Linked DNA regions of Homo sapiens: all the other regions are linked to region 2. A link is a loop called in an ENCODE intact Hi-C map of the cell type or tissue named here. Cell type or tissue: dorsolateral prefrontal cortex. All regions are shown on one strand.

What was found. A loop is a pair of places that touch in the nucleus more often than their neighbours do. Peaks named below come from ENCODE experiments on the same cell type or tissue, not always from the same donor. Only the 100,000 strongest peaks of a DNase experiment are listed, where the experiment ranks them.
Region 1: a loop joins it to region 2, with 2.8 times the contacts of the local background. A loop is called at or near these places in 102 of 110 quality-filtered maps.
Region 3: it touches region 2 in a loop (2.2-fold over the local background); 15 of 110 quality-filtered maps call a loop at or near these places.

What each region holds. Positions count from the first base shown.
Region 1 is chr1:9,780,151-9,788,150 of GRCh38, reverse strand. All of the region lies in intron 1 of CLSTN1 (calsyntenin 1), which reads left to right. It also overlaps the pseudogene MZT1P1. Among named protein-coding and RNA genes, the nearest start is that of CLSTN1, 40 kb to the left of the region's middle. RefSeq lists an enhancer at 1,327-1,827. In dorsolateral prefrontal cortex, a CTCF peak has its summit at 3,395 (motif pointing left); no DNase peak of the experiment used is centred here.
Region 2 is chr1:9,870,798-9,878,797 of GRCh38, reverse strand. CTNNBIP1 (catenin beta interacting protein 1) reads left to right here. Exons shown (of 6, transcript NM_020248.3): 3 at 809-893; 4 at 6,710-6,829; 5 at 7,521-7,611. The coding sequence starts at 6,734. Among named protein-coding and RNA genes, the nearest start is that of CTNNBIP1-AS1, 26 kb to the right of the region's middle. RefSeq lists a silencer at 3,643-3,842 and enhancers at 5,588-6,515, 6,516-7,444. In dorsolateral prefrontal cortex, CTCF peaks have their summits at 3,560 and 3,761 (motif pointing left); DNase peaks (open chromatin) are centred at 1,568, 3,004, 3,717 and 5,780; H3K4me3 peaks cover 577 bases; H3K27ac peaks cover 1,747 bases.
Region 3 is chr1:10,157,341-10,165,340 of GRCh38, reverse strand. It overlaps UBE4B (ubiquitination factor E4B), which reads right to left. Exons shown (of 28, transcript NM_001105562.3): 22 at 6,859-6,985; 23 at 4,055-4,199. It also overlaps the pseudogene RNU6-828P. Among named protein-coding and RNA genes, the nearest start is that of KIF1B, 49 kb to the left of the region's middle. In dorsolateral prefrontal cortex, CTCF peaks have their summits at 3,751 and 3,977; a DNase peak (open chromatin) is centred at 4,030; H3K27ac peaks cover 4,516 bases.

The sequences.
Region 1 (8,000 bases), 91 kb after region 2:
CCAAGTAGGCGGGACTACAAGTGTGGCACCACCATGCCTGGCTAATTTTTGTATTTTTTGTAGAGACGGGGTCTCGCCAGGTTGGCCGGGCTGATCTTGAACTCCTGAACTCAAGCGATCCACCTTCCTCAGCTTCCTAAAGTGCTGGGATTACAGGTTTGAGCCACCACGCCGGACCCTTAGTCAAATAGTCAAATTCACAGAGACAGAAAATAGAATGGTGGCTGCCAGGGGCTGGGGGAGGGGAAATAGGAAGTTAGTATTTAGTGGGTGCAGAGTTTCAGTTTTGCAAGATGAAAGAAGTTCTAGAGACGGGTAGTGGTGGTGACGGTTGGATGACAGTGTGAATGTACTTAATGCTATTGGCCTGTACACTTAAAAATGGTTAAGATGGTAAATTTTTATACTGTGTATTTTCCCACATTAAAAAAACTTGTTTGGAATTTGGAGGAAAAATTAGAAGGCTCACGCCTGTAATCCCAGCACTTTGGGAGGCCAAGGCAGGTGGATCACGAGGTCAGGAGATCGAGACCATCCTGGCTAACATGGTGAAACCCCGTCTCTCTAAAAACACAAAAAATTAGCCGGGCACGGTGGCAGGTGCCTGTAGTCCCAGCTACCCGGGAGGCTGAGGCAGGAGAATGGCGTGAACCCGGGAGGCGGAGCTTGCAGTGAGCCGAGATCACACCACTGCACTCCAGGCTGGGCGACAGAGTGAGACTCCGTCTCAAAAAAAAAAAAAAAAAAATTAGAAGGCTCACTTTAAGCTTTCAAAAGTTGCAATTGTAGGAAGTGAGGATTACTTTGCAGGTTCTGTTTCAAATTCATATTTTTATCAACCATAACACAAGCTCTGAGAGGGCAGGGGCTGTTTTACTCACCATTATTTTCTTGGTACCTAGAAGACTACCTGGGCCTCGAGAAAGACGGATGGATGGATGGAAGAAGGGGGAAACAGAAGCCCCTTCTTCTGGATTCTCCTGCCCTGTCATTCCTCCTTAGCTCTCAGTTCTAGTTGGGGACAGCCCCATCTCCGTGTGCGGGAGATACCTAGACTCTAAACTGCAGTCTCAGCCCAGCCCCTTCCCCTTCTCTTCTCACCCCTGCAGCCACCTCTTCACCCCCAACTTCGTTCTTGGGACTCTCCTGGCATCCTACCCTGAGGCTCATGTGCAGGGTCTGGTCCCCTTGCTTCCTTCTTAGTGTTCAGGGTGGGATGTGCACCAGGGAGAAGGACATAGGGGTTCCTCCTCCATCTGTTCCTGCTCATTCCCTGGTCTTTTCTCATGATGCCACCATGCATGCCTTGCGCTCCCCAACACGAGGAGCCCGATGTAGCTCTCAGGCCCTGTGAGCTGGGTAGTGGTGAGCCCATGCCCAGCCATAGACCGCCTGGTGGCGGACAGGCAGGTGTCCCAGCCTGTGAGCAAGAGAGTGGATCCAGATGTGCAGAGCTTGCAAACAGCTCTCACCTTTGTTTTTTTTTTTTTTTTTTTTTTTTTGAGACGGAGTCTCACTCTTGTCAGCCAGGCTGCAGTGGAGTGCAATAGCACAATCTCAGCTCACTGCAACCTCCACCTCCCGGGTCCAAGCAATTCTCCTGCCTCAGTCTCCTGAGTAGCTGGGATTACAGGTGCCCACCACCACACCTGGCTAATTTTTAGTGTTTTTAGTAGAGACGGGGTTTCGCCATGTTGGCCAGGCTGGTTTCGAACTCCTGACTTCAGGTGATCAGCCTGCCTCGGCCTCCCAAAGTGCTGGGATTACAGGCATGAGCCACCGCGCCCAGCCTCACCTTTCGTAGAACAGCTGCATTGTGTGTAACAGTATGTGGTGGTATGATGCTTGTCCTGGGAAAAGTGAATAAATGCAGGGAAAGTTTCACTGTACTATTAAAAAACTCAATTGTTCTGTTAGCTTAAGAATTTATTTGACACTTAATGTGTGTGTTTTTTGTTTGTTTGAGGCAGGTCTCGCTCTGTCACCCAGTCTGGAGTGCAGTGGTGTGATCTCAGCTCACTGCAACCTCCACCTCCCAGGCTCAAGCGATTCTCATGCCTCAGCCTCCCGAGTAGCTGGGAGGTCCCAAGTAGCTCCCAAGTGTACCACCATGCCTGGCTAATTTTTTCCTATTTTTTGTAGAGACAGGGTTTTATCATTTTGCCCAGGCTGGTGTCGAACTCCTGAACTCAAGCGATCCACCCACCTCAACCTCCCAAATTGCTGGGATTACAGGCATGACCTACCGTGCCCGGCCTTAATGTGTTTTTATTTTAAAAATTAACTTCAAGCTGGGTGGGGTGTCCCACACCTCTGAGACAGAGTGAGACCCTGACTCGGAAAAAAAAAAAAAAAGAAATTCACATCAATGTAATGCACAAATTATTAAAGTGGCTCTTTTAAAGTGTACAAGTGATTTTCATGTAGACATCATTGGTTTTCCTTAACGGGGTGGATGTCAGTCAGTGGTTCTCAAGGGAGGAGGGAGGAGGATTGCCCCCAGGGGATCTTGGGGAATGTCTGGAGACACTTCTGGTTGGCACATCTTGGTGGGGAGGCCGCGGACATCCAGTGGTTTTGAGGCCGGGATGCTGCTGAACGTCCCACAATGCACGGGACAGCCCCACAGCTAAACATTGTCTGGCCCAGAGTGTCCAGCTGTTGAGAAACCCTGATCTAAATAATGTCTAAGCTATGTATTTGGTGTTTCAATCAGCCCTTTAAAATTTAGTTTGTTTGGGATTCTGATGAAGAAATCCTTAAACCTGTGCATACAGAGATTCTTTGGCAGTGTTCAGTCTTTGGAAAAAAAAAAATAAGAGTAATTAAAAAATCTGTTTTACAGCTGGGTGCAGTGGGTCACGCCTGTAATCCCAGCACTTTGGGAGACTGAGGCAGGCGGATCACTTGAGGCCAGGAGTTTGAGACCAGACTGGCCAACATGGTGAAACCCTGTCTCCGCTAAAAATACAAAAATTAGCCAGGCACGGTGGATCACCTGAGGTCAAGAGTTCAAGACCACCCTGGCCAACATGGTGAAAACCCCTCTCCTCTAAAAATAACAAAAATTAGCTGGGAGTGGTGGCACACATTGTAGTTTTATTTCACTTCAGCCTGGGTGACAGAGCAAGACTCTCAAAAAAAAAAAAAAAAAGAATTTATGACTAGGGACAATACTTAGAGACCCAGAGATAATGCCTTTTTATATTTTGATTTTAAAACTGTGAATATTTTACCTGTTCCAAATGCTTTTTTGAGGAAAAAAAGAATCAGCTGGAGATTTTAAACTTAGAGTTTAAGATACTTTTCTACCCATGTCATCTTTAACAAGGGCCTACTAGCTCGCCTTTGGAAATTAACTAGCAGGATTTTAAAATCAAAGCCTGAGAACTTGGAGCATGCAAGGGCACCTGTCACCACCTGCTGGCAGTGTTCCTTAATTGCAGGTTCTTATGATAGACCAAGGTTTAAAAGTTGAATCTGCAAATGAAACCTGTAACATCATCTAGGATTTATAGGTGAGACGCCAACAGTCTCTTGCAATATTTAGCTGTTGTTTTTTAAGGGCAGACATGACCAACCTACGTGTCATGATAAGAGGCACACATCACACTCTTGTTTGAAACAGTGGGTTTCTTTTTTCTTTAGAGATAGTCTTGTTCTCCCTGAGGCTGGACTGCAGTGGTGAGATCTTGGCTCACGGCAGCCTGTAACTCTTGGGCTGAAACATTCCTCCTGTCTCAGCCTCCCGAGTAGCTGGGAGTACAGGCATGTGCCACCATGCCAGCTAACTTTTTTTTTTTATTCAAGAGGGAATCTCGCTTTGTCACCCAGGCCGGAGTGCAAGTGACACAATCTCTGCTCACTGCAACGTCTGCCCCCCAGGTTCAAGAGATTCCCCTGCCTCAACCTTCCGAGTAGCTGGGGTTACAGGTGCATGCCACCACGCTTGGTTAATTTTTTTTTTTTTTTTTTTTTGAGATAGAGTTTCGCTCCTGTCGCCCAGGCTGGAGTGCAGTGGCGCAATCTTGGCTCATTGCAACCTCCGTCACCCTGGTTCAGGCAATTCTCCTGCCCCAGCCTCCCAAGTATCTGGGATTACAGGCATCTGCCACCACGCCTAGCTAATTTTTGTATTATTATTATTATTATTTTTTGAGATGGAGTTTCACTCTTGTTGCCCAGGCTGGAGTGCAATAGTGTGGTCTCAGCTCCCTGCAACCTCTGCCTCCCAGGTTCAAGCAATTCTCCTGTCTCAGCCTCCCAAGTAGCTGGGATTACAGGCACCCGCCACCACGCCTGGTTAATTTTTGTATTTTTAGTAGAGACAGGGTTTCACCATGTTTGCCAGGCTGGTCTCGAACTCCTGACCTCAGGCCATCTGCTCACCTTGGCCTCCCAAAGTGCTGGTATTACAGGCGTGAGCCACTGTGCCCGGCCAATTTTTGTATTTTTTTAGTGGAGACGGGGTTTCACCATGTTGGCCAGGCTGGTCTCGAACTCCTGACCTCAGGTGATCCACCTGCCTCGGCCTCCCAAAGTGCTGGAATTACAGGCGCGAGACACTGTGCCTGGCCTAATTTTTGTGTTTTTAGTAGAAACAGGGTTTCACCACATTGGCCAAGCTGGTCTCGAACTCCTGACCTCAGGTGATCCACCCGCCTTGGCCTCCCGAAGTGTTGGGATTACAGGCGTGAGCCACTGTGTCCAGCCTAATTTTTTAAAACATTTTTTTGTAGAGACGGGATCACACCTTGTCACCCAGGCTGGTGTCGAACTTCTAGGCTCAAGCAATCCTCCTACCTGGGCCTCCCAAAGTGTTGGGATTATGGGTGTGAGCCACTGCGCCTGGCTGGAAACCGTGGATTTCTAGTTACAAAGTCTTCTTTACTTACAATCAGGTTTATCTTCTGATAAACCCATCTTTGTAAAGTCTAAAAATCCTAAGTTGAGCCACTGTAAGTGGGGAACCATCCATATGAGTGAATAAACCGGAAAGGAACTGTTCGTGTACTGGGTTGACTGATATCAGGGCCACCCTGGGACCTGTGGTTGGCGTCTGGGCTCTGCAACCAACCTGCTGAAATCCCCGTTACTTGTGAGACTTAGGCATGGGTCCAGCCTCTCTCTCTCTTTTTCTTTTTGAGATGGAGTCTCGCTCTGTCACCCAGGCTGGAGTGCGATGGCGCGATCTCAGCTTACTGCAGCCTCCGCCTCCCAGGTTCCAGCTATTCTCCTACCTCAGCCTCCTGGGTAGCTGGGATTATAGGCGTGTGCCACCACGCCCGGCTAATTTTTGTATTTTCAATAGAGGCGGGGTTTTACCATGTTGGCCAGGTTGGTCTTGAACTCCTGACCTCAGGTGATCTGCTTGCCTTGGCCTCCCAAAGTGCTAGGATTACAGGTGTGAGCCACCACGCCCGGCCCGGGTCTAGCCTCTCTTTAGCCCACAGAGTTGGGTTGTGCTGGGGCAGCATAGCTTATATTCATGTTAATCCTAAAGTTGATTATTGTATTTTTTTCATCTTGACTTAAAAATCAAATAATTTCTAATGACTGAAATCTACCATAACCCTAAAAAATGAGTCATATCCTGAAATGATAGGTGTGTGCCTAGCTACAGCCTGCACTTGTAGAAGGTTTGATTGCCAGCTTTGCTTTTGCATAGTTTTAAATTAATACATTCAAAGTTTAGTTTTTTTTTGAAACACATTACTTACCTAATAACTTATTAAATAACCATTCAAGATTTATTAGTCAAGGACTCAAATTACTTTTATGTAAGAAAAGTAAACAGGAGTTTGGCATGTTTGCTATGTTTCATTTTACACATTTTTTTAGGCCTCCATTTATAGGGTATAAAACTTTAAGAAAACATTCTCATTAGCTGTAAATGATTCGAATTGCAAATAATACTAACCTAAGCATTGTCATTACTTTTAAAATCTAAGTTTCTAGAAGTTTAAATTTTTACTCAATACAAAAATGACCTGGTTCACATTATTAGCTGCCCAACAAACTGTTTAAAAAACTAAGTATTCTTTGTTAAAGATCAGATTGCAAGAAATGTTTTCCATGCTCTTATTTTAAAAAACAAGATTCCGACATACATAATGAATCTAAATCAGAATTCACCAATGGTGGCTGAAATAGTGTCAGCTTTCAGCCCAATACAATATAAATCCACAGTTATAATGCATAAACAATTCAAAGTTAAAATTTATAGTGGAAATGTCAACAAGTCACAACTACTACACATTACTACTGATGGGTTCCACTACAGGCACAGCAGATGTGCACATCTGATAGACTGCTTAGAAAATTAAAGCTATCAAAGCTATAAATAAAGAATACATAAATATGAACATGGCGATGTGGAAGCATTAGAGCCGTTAAAAAAAGTGAATAAGCTGGGCGCGGTGACTCACTCCTGTAGTCCCAGCACTTTGGGAGGCCGAGTTGGGCGGATCACCTGAGGCCGGGAGTTCAAGACCAGCCTGACCAACATGGAGAAACCCCATCTCTACTAAAAATACAAAATTATCCAGGTGTGGTAGTGCACTCCTGTAATCCCAGCTACTTGGGAGGCTGAGGCAGGAGAATCGCTTGAACCCGGGAGGCAGAGATTGCAGTGAGCCGAGATCACGCCACTACACTCCAGCCTGGGTGACAAGAGCGAAACTCCGCCTCAAAAAAAAAAAAAAGAATAAGATGTGATGTAAACACATCTGATAGTTCTGTCTGTAAGCCACTTTCCACTGATTTATAATGCTATGGTTTTATAATTCTTTTAAAAAGGAAAATTTTTCTACACTGCTGCATTCAGTATCATTGTACATTCTCGACTACAGTGCAATCTTTAAATCCTCTTGCAGAGCTTGACATATCTCATCAGAATTTCCCCAGAAAATCAGCTTGTCATATTTTCAGCAGCCTTTAGTGCTTCAGTAGCCTTGCGAAGCTCCTTAATAACTGATGATAAAGCTTCTGGGTTAATTTCTTGTTCACAAAGCCGTACACAAATAGGAGTTTCCATATCTAAGCCAGCATTCTAAATTCTTGAAATCTCAAGCAGAATGTGTGATTAGTACAGGTTGGATACTCTTAATCCCAAAACCTGAAATGTGAAATGCTCCAAAATCCGAAACTTTTTAAGCACCGACATGACACCACAGTGGAAAATTCCACACCTCATGTGATGGATCAAAGTCAAGATGCAGGTGCACAACACACAGTTTATTCAGCATCCTGTCCATGGTCTCCCGCACCGCATTTGGATTCGCTGCCACGGCTACTCGCCATGGCTGAGGCCAAGGGAGGCAGGAGAAGCAGTTTAGTTTGTTTTTTAAAACCTCCTAGAATGTGATGAAATGAGTCAGGTATAGACTTCCGACATAGGTGACACGTTCCTAGACTTGCAGCCAGTAGTCTCTTGTCTTTGCCATTTTTTTGTGATGATGACAGAAACATCGGTCACTTGTTTCTGTAAATGTTTTATGATGCAAATTGAATGTGATGAAATATTAAAAATATCACTCATTAAATATTTAAAAGTTCAGTGTTTGGAACTGGCCAGATCTCATTCTACTGCCAGCTTAAGAGCGATTTAGAAAATTTGAATTATAAAATTGGAATACTGGGAACATAGTTACACAGTTATTTTTCCACCGAACCCTTAACCATTTCAGCTGCAGGCCTTTCCATTTGGGCAGCAGAAACACACATTTTACGTTACTACTCATCATGGGTTTTCTGTAATGTGCTCTGCCTGGTATTTTTACATCCCCGTTGGGCTAAATAAAGACATAAATTCATTTAGTTTAAGTCTCAGGAGTTTTATGGACTCAAATATTAGAAGAATATTTAGTTTTAGTATTTATAGTGCTTGTAATTTTATTAATAAAACCTTAAAGTATGAAGCCAAATTGGAATCGAATATTAATTTGATTAGTGGCAAATTGAACTAGCAATTTTTGCTTTAAAATGAAAGATTGGAGGCC
Region 2 (8,000 bases):
CTTGCACCCCAGCAGAGCAGGTGGTGCAGCTGGAGCGGGTGGGCAAGGCTCCCAGCGCCCCTCACAGCCTCCTGCTTCTCCTGTGTCTCCGCCCACTCGGCAATCCATGCTCTTGCTCCATTAACCTGTGCAGGTGACCTGAACGATGAGCTCCTGTGTAGGAGGCAGAAGAAAAGAAGGCAGTGTTCTGAGATTCCTGCCAGAGGTGTATTGGGGGCACGTAGACATGTGGCTAGGCTGTAGGTCTGTGAACAAGCTGCGACTGTGCTTTTCGTGTGTTTCTAGCATGTGTGTTAGTTGATGTTTAGGTGCACAACTGAAGCACACAGACACATATACATGCACTGAGCACAGAGGCTGCGGGGTGCTGAGCTACCTGTGCCTCACTTGTCATGTTAGATTTGGTAGGTGGGGCATTCTCTTGTGCAGGTGCAGAACTTGGCCATCAACTTTCCTGGAGTGATGCATTCTGGTCCACAGTGTCTCTGAACACAGCGTCTCAATTAGACTTGGTGACTAAGCCAAGGGGAGCAGGGGGTGTGGTGTTGAGCGGACTGACCTGCTTCGGCCGGAAATGCCAGGCCAGCTGAGCTGCCTTCAGCACCTTATTTATCCCAGAGGTGTGGGTGCAGGTTTCCTGGGCTTGCCAGACACACAGGTATTTCTGGACCACGGCAGAACCCAGCTCCATGAGCTTCCCGCCAGCGGTTGTGCATCCTCAGCATGGGGCGTGTGCTCCAGGCCCAGCCCTGGCAGCTGCCTGGGCCCTCCCGACTCCTCCCACAACCTGTGTTCTGTGTTTCTGCAGGGCGGCACCTTCCTACTTCTGCCCAGCCACAGCCCTCCCCTCACAGTTGAGCACCTGTTTGCCTGAAGTTAATTTCCAGAAGCAGGTAAGGCCCCCAGGGGAAGGACTCTGTAATGTGGCCATACAGTAGTGTGGGGTGGGGGGTGAGGAGTCCTATTGGACGCCAGGCTCCAGGGCTGATCATGAAGTTAGCTCATCTGTTACCTTTCACCGTGAGCCCCAATGATGCTCATTTCTCCAGATGTGTTGGGTCTTCTGGAGAATGTTAGGGTGCTGCTGATTTCTTTTAGGCTAAGACATGTACAGATTCTGGATAATATTTCATATAAGCTCTAGGAACCACCAATTCTATGGCATTGTATTTTTTTGCAATGTAAACATCATGAAAGTGTAAATTGTACATTTTTAAATGTATTAGAATCTATCACAATGTGTTTTAAAATGGACAAAACAAAAGACGAGTGCAGGGGCTGGAGGCAGCTCATGTGTCTGAAGGAGCAGCTTTGCTCCCTGGCCTCGCCTGAGCTTACTTGACATCTTCCTAGCAGGTGCAAGACCGCCCTGGGTATAAGTGAATATTCTAACATAGATAAATGTGGATGTTCAAGAGCATTAGCTTCCAGTTTAAAAATAAAAAGGAGTGCAGGTGGCTGTGTTTGTATTCAGGGCCACTCGTGCCTGTCAAAGCGAGGCCAGCTTTCAAAGCTCTTTATTAGAATGGGTTGCATTTCCCAGACAGAGACCCATACAGGGAGCCACAGCCGTCCAGCCTCCAACTGCCGCATGTGACTTTCAGCAGTCTTGTTCTCCAGGTCCCTCTTGCACTACCTCCTAATTCTTCTAAAGTGAGATCAACTGCTTAAATGCTGGAGATTACATGGTGGTCGAGATTAGGTCCCTGCAAAGGCTGGGAAGAAGTGTGGCATCTGAGCGTGCCTCTTACAGATGCCCTTGGGTGTTTCCCTGAGAACGTGTTGTGGCCTGTGGAGCCAAGGCCAGTTCTCCCGTTGTGTGGACCTTTCACAGTGGTCAGGAGCCACTTCCTCACCATCCTTTCCTGACCAGCCAAGCTTCCTTCAACAGAGAGGCAGCTCTGAACTGTGTGTGTGTGTGTGTGTGTGTGTGTGTGTGTGTGTGTGTGTGTATGTATAGCAGGAGTGTGTCTCTGTGTCTAAATTGAAGGTATGTACCTTAATGTCTTTTCATTGTATTTGCCCCAATCAGATGTCATTTTCTGGGATGGCACCCACTTTTTGCAGAATGTGTGGTTGCCTACTACATAATAAATAACCATGGACCTGTCCCTTCACCATTCATTTGGATAGTTAATAGTTGCCTGTTGTTTCTTTTCTGTTTTATTGTTTTTGTTTTTTGAAATGGAGTCTCACTCTGTCGCTCAGGTTGGAGTGCAGTGGCATGATCTTGGCTCCAGGCAACTGCCGCCTCCCAGGTCCAAGCGATTCTCCTGCCTCGGTCTCCGAGTAGCTGGGATTACAGGTGTCTGCCACCTCGCCCAGCTAATTTTTTGTATTTTTTATAGAGACTGGGTTTCACCATGTTGGCCAGGCTAGTCTCAAACTCTTAACCTCAGGTGATCTGCCCGCCTCGGCCTCCTAAAGTGCTGGGATTACAGGCATGAGCCACTGTGCCTGGCCTGTTTCTTTTCATTTTCCTTTTTTTGGCTTACCTCTGACTTGGGCAGCTAATAGAAATTTTCTTAGGATTTGGAGTGGAAGCGCCACCCCATTTTAGACGCTGGAATGTTTATGGGAATAGCCAAGAGACCATAATTGAGAACCATCATTACTTTTGGTTCTCACGTTCAAGGACTGGATGAATAATTAGTGTGTCTAATTTAGTTGCAGTTTTAGTTTATGTAATTTAAACATAGTTTAATGGAGACCAGTTTTTGATCCCTACAGGGGAAAATAAGATTTCTCAAGTGAAATGAATCTGATGCTTGTCAGAATTGTGATAAAAATATAATAGCACGTTTGCTTGTATAGGCAACAAACAGAGACATACTTTAATATACTCGTTGAGCACCATGACTGAAATGTCTGTATTGTTTGGGTTGATTATGATTTATTCTCTCCAATTATGAGTTTGCTCCACACTGACACCCTTACTGCAGAGGAGAGAATTATGTAAGCCAGTCACGGTGTTTCTGTTTGGGTTGGAATGGGAAGGGTGGGAACATGTGCTCCTGGCTGCATTTCTGCTCCAGATCCAGCCCTGAGTGTGCCCTCTTGTTAGGCAGCAGGGCGGAATCAGCTCAAACTAGAGCTGGAAGAATTCTCCATGACCACGCTTTTTAGAAAAGACAAGTCAAGGGTCTTCTCTGTAGCGAGAAGAACTGTCTCTTGCAGGGAAGTGAGTTGAAGCAGGAGTAGCCTGGCTCCAAAATGCAGGCGCAGACGACACCGCAGGCCCACAGCTGGGCAGCCCAAGCCCTAGGAATCCCAGTGTGAGGTGTCCCCGGGACGGCGAGGCTGCACCAGCCGGGAAGACGGGGCGGCACCTATCAGTGCGAGCTGTTCATAGAAGGCTTGTTGGACAGGGCAACATTCTGTAAAGCCGGCCCCATGGAGGCGGTCTGTGATGGAAGCAGTCTTTGATATGGAACTGACGCTCCTCTGGGAAGCACCTACTGTGTACCTGGACCACTGGCTCCTGGGTGGATGCGGCGGCAAAAACCAGACACCAGTCCTTCCCTGGGCAGGGGTGGCTCTCTGAATGAATAAATAGATCTTGCCCTGGGACCCGGGGCTGGAGTGTGGTTTGTGATAGTACGATTGGAATAGGGAGAGCCAGAGCAGGAGTGATCTGCTTCCCACGTCGGCTAAGGACTGGTCGGCTCGAACCGGGTGGTCTGGGGCCCTGGGAGAACCTGCTGGGGGTGGGGAGGAAGCAACGCTGGCGCTTTTGTGTTTGGCGACACCTAGTGGCCAGGTCCTTGTATTTCACCCTGTCTCTCACCAGGAGAGAGCAAATGAAAACTAGCCCTTAGGCACAGGACAGAATTGGAAGGTTTTTACTCTTGGAAGCCCTAACTCCCAGCTCAAAGGCTTTACGGAGCATTTCAGATGTTCTTTGGAGAACACAATAGCCCAAGGCCCACTACTTTGAAAGTGTGAGTCCTTTGGAAAAGCTAAATTTGGTTATGGGAGACTGGGTTAGGTACTTGGTCTCTTAACACAATGACATTTGGGCCTAGATGGGTGTGGATATTGCAGAGTGGGAGAAGCTCAGACACCACAGGCTGTTTCACTATTCCATTTAGCCAAGCGGGCAGTATTTATTAAGTGCCTGCCAAGTGCTAGTCTCCCGGAGGACAGGGGTGAGCACAGCAGAGGGGGCCCTGGCCTTGGCAGTGGGCAGTGGGCAGAGACAATAAGCAAGTTCTCCAACAGGGCACTTTCAGAAAATCAGGACAGGCGGGCATGGTGGCTCATGCCTGTTAATTCCAATATTTTGGGAGACCAAGGCAGGAGGATTGCTTGAGACCAGGAATTTGAGACCAACCTGGCTGTGCAACATAACAAGACCTCTACAAAAAAATTTAAAAGTGGCAGGGTGTTGTGGCATGCTTCTGTGGTCCCAGCTAGTTAGGAGGCTGAGGCAGGAGGATCGCTTAAGCCCAGGAGTTCAGGGCTGCAGTGAGTTCTGATCATACCACTGTACTCCTGGGCACCAGAGCAACTGCCAGGGAAGGCTTCCCTAGGAAGGTGCCTTTACACCAAGACAAAGGATGGAAAGAAGCCAGTTCCTGGCTTAGGGGACACCCAGTACAAAGGCTGCCAGAGGGAAAGAGCTTCTCCGCATGTTCTAGAACGGACGAGTGCCAGGAAGGCAGAGCAAGGGGAAGAGGAAGAAGAGACAGGCTGGAGAGGGAGGCAGGGCTGACAGCGGAGCCCTGGCAGGGTCTTGGCAAGGATTATGAGATGCATTCTCAGGTAGGTTTAAGGTAGGAGTGATATCATCTGTTTTGGGGAGGATGAGGTGGGAGGATCACTTGAGCCCAGGAGTTTGAGACCAGCCTGGGCAACATAGCAAGACCCTGTCTCTACAAAAAAATGTTTTTAAATTAGCCAAGCGTGGTGATGTGCACCTGTGGCCCTAGCTTACTCAGGAGGCTGAGTTGGGAGGATTGCTAAAGCCCAGCAGGTTGAGGCAGCAGTGAGCTATGATCGCGCCACTACACTCCAGCCTGGGCGACAGAGGGAGACCCTGTGTCAAAAAATAATCAATAATAAGATCATTCTGGCTATTGTGTAGAGAAAAGGACAAGAAAGGAAGTAGGGGGATCATGAGGAGGTTACATAGTAACCCAGATCCAGGTGGCCACTGGGGAAGAGGTGGAGACCGCATCATCATCCACACCCAGGTTCGGGGTGCAAGGTTCACCCCACAAGGCTGTGTGGAGTCCAGCTCCAGATTGGCAGTGCTCCACATCTAGTGAAGTGGAAGGAAGTGAGAATGGGTCAGTGCGAGGAGTGATACCCCAGAACAGAGCTTCCCTGCTCAGCTGCACAGGAAATTATGGCCTTCCCCATGCTGGGACGCAGCCTGGCCCTGGGGAGTGGCTGGGGGTCCTTCTCATCAGAGACCATTCCTGAGGCAGTTTACTCCTCTTTCCTAGCTCCCAGTTATCACTTAGGCCATTTTCTGGGCCCAGGAGGAGGTGGAAGGGGAGCAGACAGAGTAATAGAGTCTGGGCTGTAGGGGTTTAGCAGAAGTTGCTGGAAAGAGACCTATGCCGCATCCAGCATGCAGCTGCTATTAGCTTATTGTGTGCACTTTTAGGATGAGGGCCCCATTAGCTTATGGGGAATGAGCAGTTGACAAGTACCTACAGGGAGGCTGCTGCCCGGGCTCTGGCACATTGCTGAGGCTGCCCTCTGCACAGAGAGCCACCCTGCCTGGGAAAGCCCGCTGGTCCAGGGTTTGCTGGTCCTGGAGGGATGGATGGTGTGAGGAGTGTTCTTGGCCTGCCAGCTTGGTTCCGTGGTTCTCCGAGCGCAGTTCCTTGGCACCAGGGCTGATAAGGCTCCACCCCAGCAGCTGCTGCGTTATTTCTGACTCATCCAGGAGTTACCAGTGTGTAACCCAAGCCCCTCCATACCCAGCTTCCTCTCCTCCAGCTCCTCCTGGAGGGAGGGGGCTCTGGACTTCTCTCCTGGGGACTTTCTACAGGTTAGGTCCCTGCTGCATGTGGACACGCTGCTGGCCTTCCCAGCTGCCTGCAGGAGCTACCCTCTGACAGGTGGGGTGGGTTTGTGAGGGCTGAGGTAGCAAGCCCTGCAACCCTGGGCCAGCGTCTTTCCATCAAGGGACCCCTTGGAGCCCAGCCCAGGAGCCACAACCCTGGCCTCTTAAACTTGTCAGGGGCTTTTGCCGAGGGAGCTGTCTCAGTGTTTGGGGGCTGGGCACTGATCTCACAGTTTCTCGAGCCAAAGGCCCTAACCAGTTGCCTCTGATCCCATCACTTTTTTGCCCCTTGTGGAAGTTGTTCTGAAAACCTGGGACATTTGGGGCTTCATGCACCACGTGTCCTGTGGCTTGTAGCAGGAGCTTTGCTCTGGGGTGATTCACAGGTAGAAACAACCAGCAGTCCAGGTCATCTCAGTTTTCCTGGACGCAGCAGCTTCATGCACAGAGGCAGCAGGCAGGCCAGCCCTTGCAGCGCCTGCTGGAGAACAGAGCTGCTCAGTTCAGCCTGCTGGGACCAGCATGGGTGAGAAAGGAACCCAGCACCTCGCCACCTGCCCCATGCTCCCAGAAGGGAGACTGTGGGTGGAAAGCGGCTCCTGGGAGGAGTGAGGGTCACTAGCAGGTGTCATTGTCCCAGTATGTCACATCCTGATCTCTTCCCTTTTGATGCTGTTGCTTGCTCTGCAGGAGTCCCCAGAGCCAGGCAGGGGGATGAACCGCGAGGGAGCTCCCGGGAAGAGTCCGGAGGAGATGTACATTCAGCAGAAGGTCCGAGTGCTGCTCATGCTGCGGAAGATGGGATCAAACGTGAGTGCCTGTGGGGTGTCAGGCAGCGGGCCCCCAGGGAGGGTCTCCCAGGGAGGGGCCCTGCTGGGCTATTGGAGGGTGGAGCCACTGCGGCTGCCTCCTGCGGAGCCACGGGCTGAGGAGGGGCCGCTGGGCCTGTGGCTTGGCTCTAGGGCTGCTTCTGGCCCCCTAGGCACAGAGCCCAGCACGTCAAGTTCTGGGGACACCCGACACTGCCGGATTGGGGCCAGGCGGGTGAGGGTCTCAAGGCCCTGACCTTCCTTTTCTCCCCCTCACAAGCCCGAAAGTCTTCTCTCCCAGGGGGCAGCTCAGGGACAACTTGTCAGGACAGGAGCTGAGGGGGCAGCAGGCATGCATGTGCAGGGGTATTTCTCAAAAAGAGTGGAGGGACATGGAATCGCCCCTCAGCCTTCCGGGCAGGACTTGTGTCTTCCACTGGCCCTATACTAGAACAGACCTTAATCTCAGATTCAGTCTGAGTGGCAAAGGCTTTGGACCCCTGGACCAAGTTTAAGGAGGGTGGGAGTGGGGTGGGCTGGCCCTGAAAGCAAAGGGGTCAAATCTCAGAAACAGAAGCCCGAGCAGGGACCAAGCAGGGACCAAGCAGGCCTAGGCGGTGCCTCTAGGGGTGCAGGTGCCTTTCAGGGAACAGGTGCATGCTGCCCCTCACCACAGCTCTCTCACCCTGCAGCTGACAGCCAGCGAGGAGGAGTTCCTGCGCACCTATGCAGGGGTGGTCAACAGCCAGCTCAGCCAGCTGCCTCCGCACTCCATCGACCAGGGTGAGTTGGCGGCAGAGGGGCTGGGGCAGTGGCACAAGTCCCAGGGGCACCGACTTGTGGTTCCCTTAGAAAGCGTAGCTCCAGCCCTCTTTGATGGGTGATCCATGAGACCCAGGGCTGACTAGGAGGGGCTACAGCTCTCTCCACCCACAGAGCTGAGCCAGGAAACCTTCGGAGCCTCCCACCTGATCCCATCTCCTTCCTCAGGTGGGAGCCAAAGACTCTACAAGACAAATGGCAGGATCCCTTTCTAAGGCCTGGAAGAGGCAGGAAATGGAGATGTCTGGGGGCGCTCATAACTGCAGAGACTGATTATTGCATTTCTTTAACCTTTGGCCTGACCCCTACCCACCCAGCACCCTGTCCAGGAGAGAGAAACTGCCCTTGTG
Region 3 (8,000 bases), 290 kb before region 2:
TGGATATATTTTAAGACAGAGCTTAGAGGCATTTGCTGAGAGACGCAGAGAAATCAAGAGCAACTCCAAAGCATCGAGCCTGAGCAGCTGGTAGAATGAAGGCGCCATTTACTGAGATTGGGCAGACTCAGGCAGGAGATGTGGACAACATCAAGGGTTCCGTTTTGGACACAGTGAGTTTGAGACACTGATTAGACAAATACTTGGTCTGCAAGTCTGCAGTCAGATCTGAGCCAGGGAGATATATTCTGGAGTCTTTAGAACACAGGTATTTAATGCCTTGGTATACCTGAGCTCACCAAGCAGTGATGTTCACCGGGGGACATCAGGTTATGTGTGGCAGTGTTTCTCGTTGCCTGAAGGCTGGGGGTAGGAGGGTACATCCCTGACATTAAATGGCAGGAAACAGAGATCCTAAATGTCCTGCAATATATGGGATGGTTTCTCATCATGAGTTATTATTATACCAAATTCCACTAGGCTCAAAATTCCAACTAGTGCCCTCGTTGAGAAACACTAACCTAGAGAGCATGAGTGGGAAAGAAATTGAAGCCTAAGGGCTGAGTGCTGGAGCTCACCAAGCTCAGACGTCAGGGAGATGAGCAGGAACAGCCAGGGCAGTGGGAGGTAGAAAGTGACTTCAAAGCCAAATAAAAATTATTTCTGAAATAGCAATTGTGGGAATTATTTGGGCCTTTTTCATCCATTAACACAGGAAAAATCAATATTATTTGTTCAGTTGGCTCATAAACAAATGCTATTAAGTACTGACTATGAATACGAGAATGTGCTATAGACCTGCATTCCAACATCTAAAATATACGCTGGCCAGCCATGGTGGCTCACAACTATAATCCCAGCATTTTGGGAGGCTGAGGTGGGAGGACTGCTTGAGGCCAGGAGGTTGTAGGCTGTAGTGAGCTAAGATCTGTCATTGCACTCCAGCCTGGGTGACAGAGCAAGACTCTTTCTTTCTTTTTTTTTTTCTTTTTTGAGACGGAGTCTCGCTCTGTTGCCCAGGCTGAAATGTGAAATGTAGTGGCATGGTATCAGCTCACTGCAACCTCTGCCTCCTGGGTTCAAGTGATTCTCCCACCTCAGCCTTCCAAATAGCTGGGATTACAGGCACCTGTCACCATGCCTGGCTAAATTTTGTATTTTTAGTAGACACTGGGTTTCACCATGTTGGCCAGGCTGGTCTCAAACTCCTGGCCTCAGGTGATCTGCCGGCCTCGGCCTCCCAAAGTGCTGATATTACAGGCATGAGCCACTGTGCCCGGTCAAGACTCTGTTTCTATTAAAAAATAATAATAAGGCTGGGCATGGTGGCTCATGTCTGTAACCCCCGCACTTTGGGAGGCTGAGGTGGGTGGATTGCTTGAGGCCAGGAGTTCAAGACCAGCCTGGCCAATGTGGCAAAACCCCATCTCTACTAAAAATACAAAAATTAGCCGGACGTGGTGGTGCACGCCTGTAATCCCAGCAGGCATAAATTGAGCCAAGATTGCGCCACTGCACTCCAACCTGGGTGACAGAGTGAGACTCTGTCTCAAAAAATAAAATAAAATAAAATAAAAAATAATTTAATAATAAAAATAGTAAGTAAATAAAATATAAGACCAGCTTGGGAAAACTAGCAAGACTCTCTCTCTTTAATATTTATTTATTTATTTGAGACGGAGTCTCACTCTGTCGCCCAGGCTGGAGTGCAGTGGTGCGATCTTGGCTCACTGCAACCTCCGCCTCCCGGGTTCAAGCAATTATCCTGCCTCAGCCTCTCAAGTAGCTGGGACTACAGCGGCGTGCCACCACACCCAGCTAATTTTTGTATTTTTAGTAGAGACGGGGTTTCACCATGTTGGCCAGGATGTTCTTGATCTCTTGACATTGTGATCCACTCGCCTCGGCCTTCCAAAGTGCTGGGATTACAGGCGTGAGCCACCACCCCTGGCCTAATATTTATTTTTAAAGGATGGAATGCTTTATGAATTTGCATGTCATCCTCGAGCAGGGGCCATGGTAATCTTCTCTGCATTGTTCCAATGTTAGTATACGTGCTGCTGAAGCAAGCATGTGAGACTTTGTCTCTATAAAAAAAATTTTTTTAATTAGCCAAGCGTGGTGGTACATGCTTGTAGATCCAGCTCTTTGGATCTACAAAGGCTGAGGCAGGAGGATCACTTGAGTCCAGGAGGTTGAGGCTGTGGTGTGCTATGATCCTGCCAGTGCACTCCAGCCAAGGCGACAGATCAACACTCTGTCTTTATTTATTAATAATAATAAAAAACAAATAAGTAAATAAAATATAAGCTGGGCATACCAAGCACTGTGAATGGTATAAAGTGGGTGTTACAGAAGTAAGGAGAAAGGTGAGAATTTTCAGCTATGCTGATTGGCGAAGACAAACCTGAGGGAGTATTTGGATAGGACCTTACTCAGAGAATGGGTAGAACTTTAATACATAAGAAGAAAAGCAGGTATAAATGGGAGCTAAACATTGGTACACATGGACGGAGACGGGAATAACAGACACTGGGGACTACAAGGGAGGGGAGTGAGGGAGGAGTGAGGGTTGAAAACTACCTATTAGGTATTATGCTCACTCCCTGGGTGACAGGCTGAATCATAAAGCCTCAGCATCACGGTATACCCATGTAACAAACCTGCACATGTACCCCATCCCCTGAATCTAAAATAAAAGTTGAAATTAAAAAAGAAAAAAAAAAAAAAAAAGTCTGGGCGCGGTGACTCACGCCTGTAGTCCCAGCACTTTGGGAGGCTGAGGCGGATGGATCACCTGAGGTCAGGAGTCCAAGACAGGCCTGGCCAACATGGTGAAACCCCGTCACTACTAAAAATACAAAAATTGTCCGGGTGCAATGGCTCACGCCTGTAATCCCAGCACTTTGGGAGGCCGAGGAAGGCGGATCACAAGGTCAGGAGATCGAGACCATCCTGGCTAACACGGTGAAACCCCATCTCTACTAAAAATACAAAAAATAAGCCAGGCGTAGTGGCAGGTGCCTGTAGTCCCAACTACTTGGGAGGCTGAGGCAGGAGAATCACTTGTACCCAGGAGGCAAAGATTGCAGTGAGCTGAGATCGTGCCACTGCACTCCAGCATGGGTGAAAGAGCAAGACTCCGTCTCAAAAACAAACAAACAAAATACAAAAACTAGCCAGGTGTGGTGGCAGGCGCCTGTAATCCCAGCTATTCAGAAGGCTGAGGCACGAAAATCGCTTCAACCGGAGAAGCGGGGATTGCAGTGAGAAGAGATCGCACCACTGTACTCCTGCGTGGGCGACAAGAGTGAAACTCCGTCTCAAAAAAAAAAAAAAAAGAAAAAGTGAAGAAAAAGCAGTCCCCACTTTGACATGAGAACCCCTTATGGAAATCAGTTCTGATTCTGAGCCTGACAATTCCAAGAACAGAATCAATAAACCTAAGCCAATCTAAGAAGTCACCAGCAACTGTCAAGGGCCTCATAAGCGACCAAGGAAGTATCTCAGTGGCTGCTACGCACGTCAGGAAAGAGCACTGGTACTGGCACGGCACGTGCTTTCCATGGAACCTGGCAAGCCAGGCCTCTTTTCTATTAATAACTGAATATAAAACCCAAGATCAACTGAAAGGGAAAAAACACCCCGCCAGGATCCTGAGTGATTCACACAGTTGCCTAGAGAAGCCCATAGGAACAAATCAAATTCTTGTCCAGCAGACATAATTCTAGAGATTTCTTTCCTAATTATGTTCATGAATATTAATATATTCAGACAATAAAAGCTCATCTCCAAAAAAGCCCTTTAAAATTAAAAAGGCAGAGAAAGTTTTCAGTGTACATTTTCAAAGACTTCTCAACCCATTTCTTAGCTTCAGATAAGGTATTTAAGAATTTTCCTATTCCAATCCTGCAATATGATTTCATGGAAGGAAAATCCCAGCATGTCAGATCGCATATCATCAGACCCACAAATGCAGCCCCAAAGCAGCTCTGCCCGTGTGTGGAGGCAGATGGCCTGCAAAGCTGTCCAAGCCTCTGGACCACGTCCTCACCCGGGGCAACTGGTCCCACTGTTCTTTGTTCTTCATCTCTTCCTGCACTTCATGGATTCGCTTCAGAGACTCCAGACTTTCATCGAGCAAAAACGTCGTGTCGTTTATCAACATGTTTATATAGCGAACAAACTGCTTCCCGGAGCTGGAAAGGCAATTATATTGTACATGGTCATACATCTCCCTGAAGCAAAATGCCACAGCAAATCCCAGGGAACAAGCACCTCCACCCAGACTGCAACTATCTCACCCTAAAAGCCTGGCTACCCTGGCACAAGTCAGGCACTATGGAATTCAAGGACCACCAAGCTTCTCTTTAGATTATGTTAATCTTGTTTCTTTTTGAGACAGGGTCTCACTCTGTCGCCCAGCCTGGAATGCAGTGGCACAATCACAGCTCACTGCATCCTCGACCTCCAGGGCTCAAGCAATCTTCCTGCCTCAGCCTCCTAAGTAGCTGGAACTACAGGCACACACCACCACGCCCAGCTTTTGTATTTTTTGTAGAGACAGGGACTTGTTATGTTGCCAGGGCTGGTCTCAAACTCCTGGGCTCAAGCGTTCCTCCCACCTCAGCCCCTCAAAATGTTGGGATTACAGAGATGAGCCACCACACCTGGCCTGGATTTTGTTATTCTTTTAAATTGTTTATGATAAGCTCATTCCAGTGGTATTTGGAGCCACCTTGCACGGCTGATGACAGTCAAGTGCTAAATATTCCAGAATTTTATAACCAGATTCCCCTGGCACCTTAAATTGGGCAACAGAGGAAACAGTCACACCATGGAAAACCAGCAAATGCTGACTCCCCCACCCTGCTTCCCAGAGCAGGCTTACCAGCACACCCCTAGCTCACTCCCTCAATGTTTTTAAGGAGAGAAAACACTTCTTCCAGACTAGAACAGGAAAAACGCATATACTCACCAATATACCAAGAAAATGCAAATAATTAACCACATACAACAGATAAGAAAACAACTGATATAGTTATTCCTTATCACAAAGACTGACGCATGGAAGAAAAATTGGAACCTGTAATATTGATAAAGTGGGATATTAACTTACTTTAAAACTGGAAGCCTCCAATCTAAGGAACTGTTCTGCAGATCGTGTTATAATGAGAACTTGCTGGTGAACTGAAATAGCTTGGCCTACCTCTGTTAGACTCTGGAGATGCCAGATTCGTAGAGAAAAAAAGAAGCTACACTTCAGGGTCTACAACTGTGCAACTACGGGGTGGTAAGCCCATGCTGGAGAAGAGAAGTTCCTGTGAACAAGTGCAGGAGGCCTCGATCTCAGGAACATGGCAAGTTCAGGACAAGCGCTCCAATCAGCACCATTCAGACCAAGCCATGGGCCTGCCTCGTGCCAGGCTTTAGCTGGAACACAATTCTGACCATAAGAGCAGTTTATGGAAACAAAAAGTTAAAAAGTTTGCTTCACAGAAATCTATCTGGCAAATAGTTATTCCACTGGTAATTTGTATATTATTGACTAGTAATTCGGTTAACAAGTATAGCTAGATTTGATCAAAGATCTAACATGGGTTGCAAAAGATCCAAGTAGGTGGGATAAAATTTTTATTTATTTATTTATTTATTTGAGACGGAGTCTCACTCTGTCGCCCAGGCTGGAGTGCAGTGGCACCATCTCGGCTCACTGCAAGCTCCGCCTCCCAGGTTCACGCCATTCTCCTGCCTCAGCCTCCTGAGTAGCTGGGACTACAGGCGCCCGCCACCGCGCCCACCACCATGCCTGGCTAATTTTTTGGTATTTTTAGTAGAGACGGGGTTTCACCATGTTAGCCAGGATGGTCTCGATCTCCTGACCTCCTGATCCGCCCTGCTCGGCCTCCCAAAGTGCTGGGATTACAGGCATGAGCCACCACGCCCGGCCCTTAGATGGGATAAAATTTTTGAAGAATAATTCAAGAGTTCAGCATCTTCATCTCCCTTTTGTTTTTAGGCACTGACAGATAATTTAGATGGAATTACTAATGTCCAGGTTTAAGCAGTCACTCAGATTTCAGGTAGGTATATGAAAAGTCTTTAATTAAGGTTTAGGGCCTTACCACAAAGAATGATACTTTAAATGACAACTCTGACCTAATTGTTGCAAAATCTAAAGTCCTTCCAACATTCAGGAACTAAGATTTCATTTCACTCATTCTGACAACTTCATTTAACACTGTCATCGTAGAAAACACCAAAAAAACACTTAACCCATCATCTCAGCATATTTATAGGATCTTTTCTTTTCCTTTTTTTTTTTTTTTTTGAGACGGAGTCTCGCTCTGTCACCCAGGCTGGAGAGCACTGGCACAATCTCGGCTCACTGCAAATTCTGCCTCCCGGGTTCAAGTGATTCTCCTGCCTCAGCTTCCCAAGTAGCTAGGATAACAGACGTGCGCCACCACACCCAGTTAATGTTTTGTATTTTTAATAGAGATGGGGTTTCACCATGTTGGCCAGGCTGGTTTTGAACTCCTGACCTCAAGTGATCCGCCCGCCTCTGCCTCCCAAAGTGCTGGGATTACAGGCGTGAGCCACCACGCCCTGCCCTATACAATCTTCGCTTGTGTACCACCCCCAAAGTATCTTGACAAATCTAAAATTCAGCAATATCTTGCAAGTAAAGCCATTTAAAAAATCCTGCCCACATTTAGTGGCATCTTGTGGTAAACTCAAAGGAGTCTGAGACCAAGCAAACAGTCAACAAGAACCCAGCTGTGCATGCTTTTAAGCTGCAATCCTACCTGCGATTTGCAAGAAAGCAAGTTGTGACACGAGGGGCCCCATACTCACTTGAACTCCTCCATAAAGGTGCCATGGTGAGCTATGTTTTGCCAAAGGCTTTTAAAAATGGTGCTAATATGATAGCGAATTGTGAACTTGTCATAAAACTCACTGGTGGCTCCGGTATGCTCAACATCTAAAGAAGAAAGACAAAGGTACTGAGGGATATGTATTTTCTTGCTTTCCAAATCCAGTTATTGCCCCAACAATGATACTGAGTGAATGTAAACCTGCAAAATCAGAGAGCTGGTGAAATTTTGCACTTCTTTTGCATGTAGGGCACGACAGAAATTATAAGCTGCTTTTAAAGACAAAAGTTTCACAATGAAGATTTGACAATGACACAACACCTAAAGGAACGGGGCTAGGAAAACTCCCATCATTAGGACAACATCAACTTACCAATGACCAAAAGCTGAATTATCATACTCCCCCCACCTAATTTTAAGTTATTAATTTACAGAAATTCTATGGCACCTCAAATGGACATACTTCAGCGGATAAAAAGTTAGGTTTAATTTTATTGAGGGCCATGTATTTACTAAATGTGTCTATCTATTGACCATTTTTGGTGTTGAAAAAACACCAATGTGTCTATCATCCCTAAATCTATTAAAGAGGGATAAAAATCAAACTTGTTTGTCCAAATGGCAAAAGCTTAGGCATGAGAAATTTCAGAATTCATGACAAATTTTATTATTATTATTATTATTTTTGAGACAGAGTCCCGCTCTGTCGCCAGGCTGGAGTGCAGTAGCACGATCTCAGCTCACTGCAACCTCTGCCTCGGGGTTCAAGCAATTCTCCTGCCTCAGCCTCCCTAGTAGCTGGGACTATAGACATGCGCCACCACGCCCTGCTAATTTTTGTATTTTTAGTAAAGATGGGGTTTCACCATATTGGCCAGGATTGTCTCGATCTCTTGGCCTCATGATCCACCCACCTTGGCCTCCCAAAGTGCTGGGATTACAGGTGTGAGCCACCGTGCCCAACTATTTTATTATTATTTTTTTGGAGACAGGGTCTTGCCCTGTCACCCAGGGTAAAGTGCAGTGGTGTGAATAATGGCTCACTGCAGCCTCAACCTCTCGGGCTCAAGTGATCCTCCCACCTCAGCATCCCAAGTAGCTGGGACTGGAGGTGTATCCACC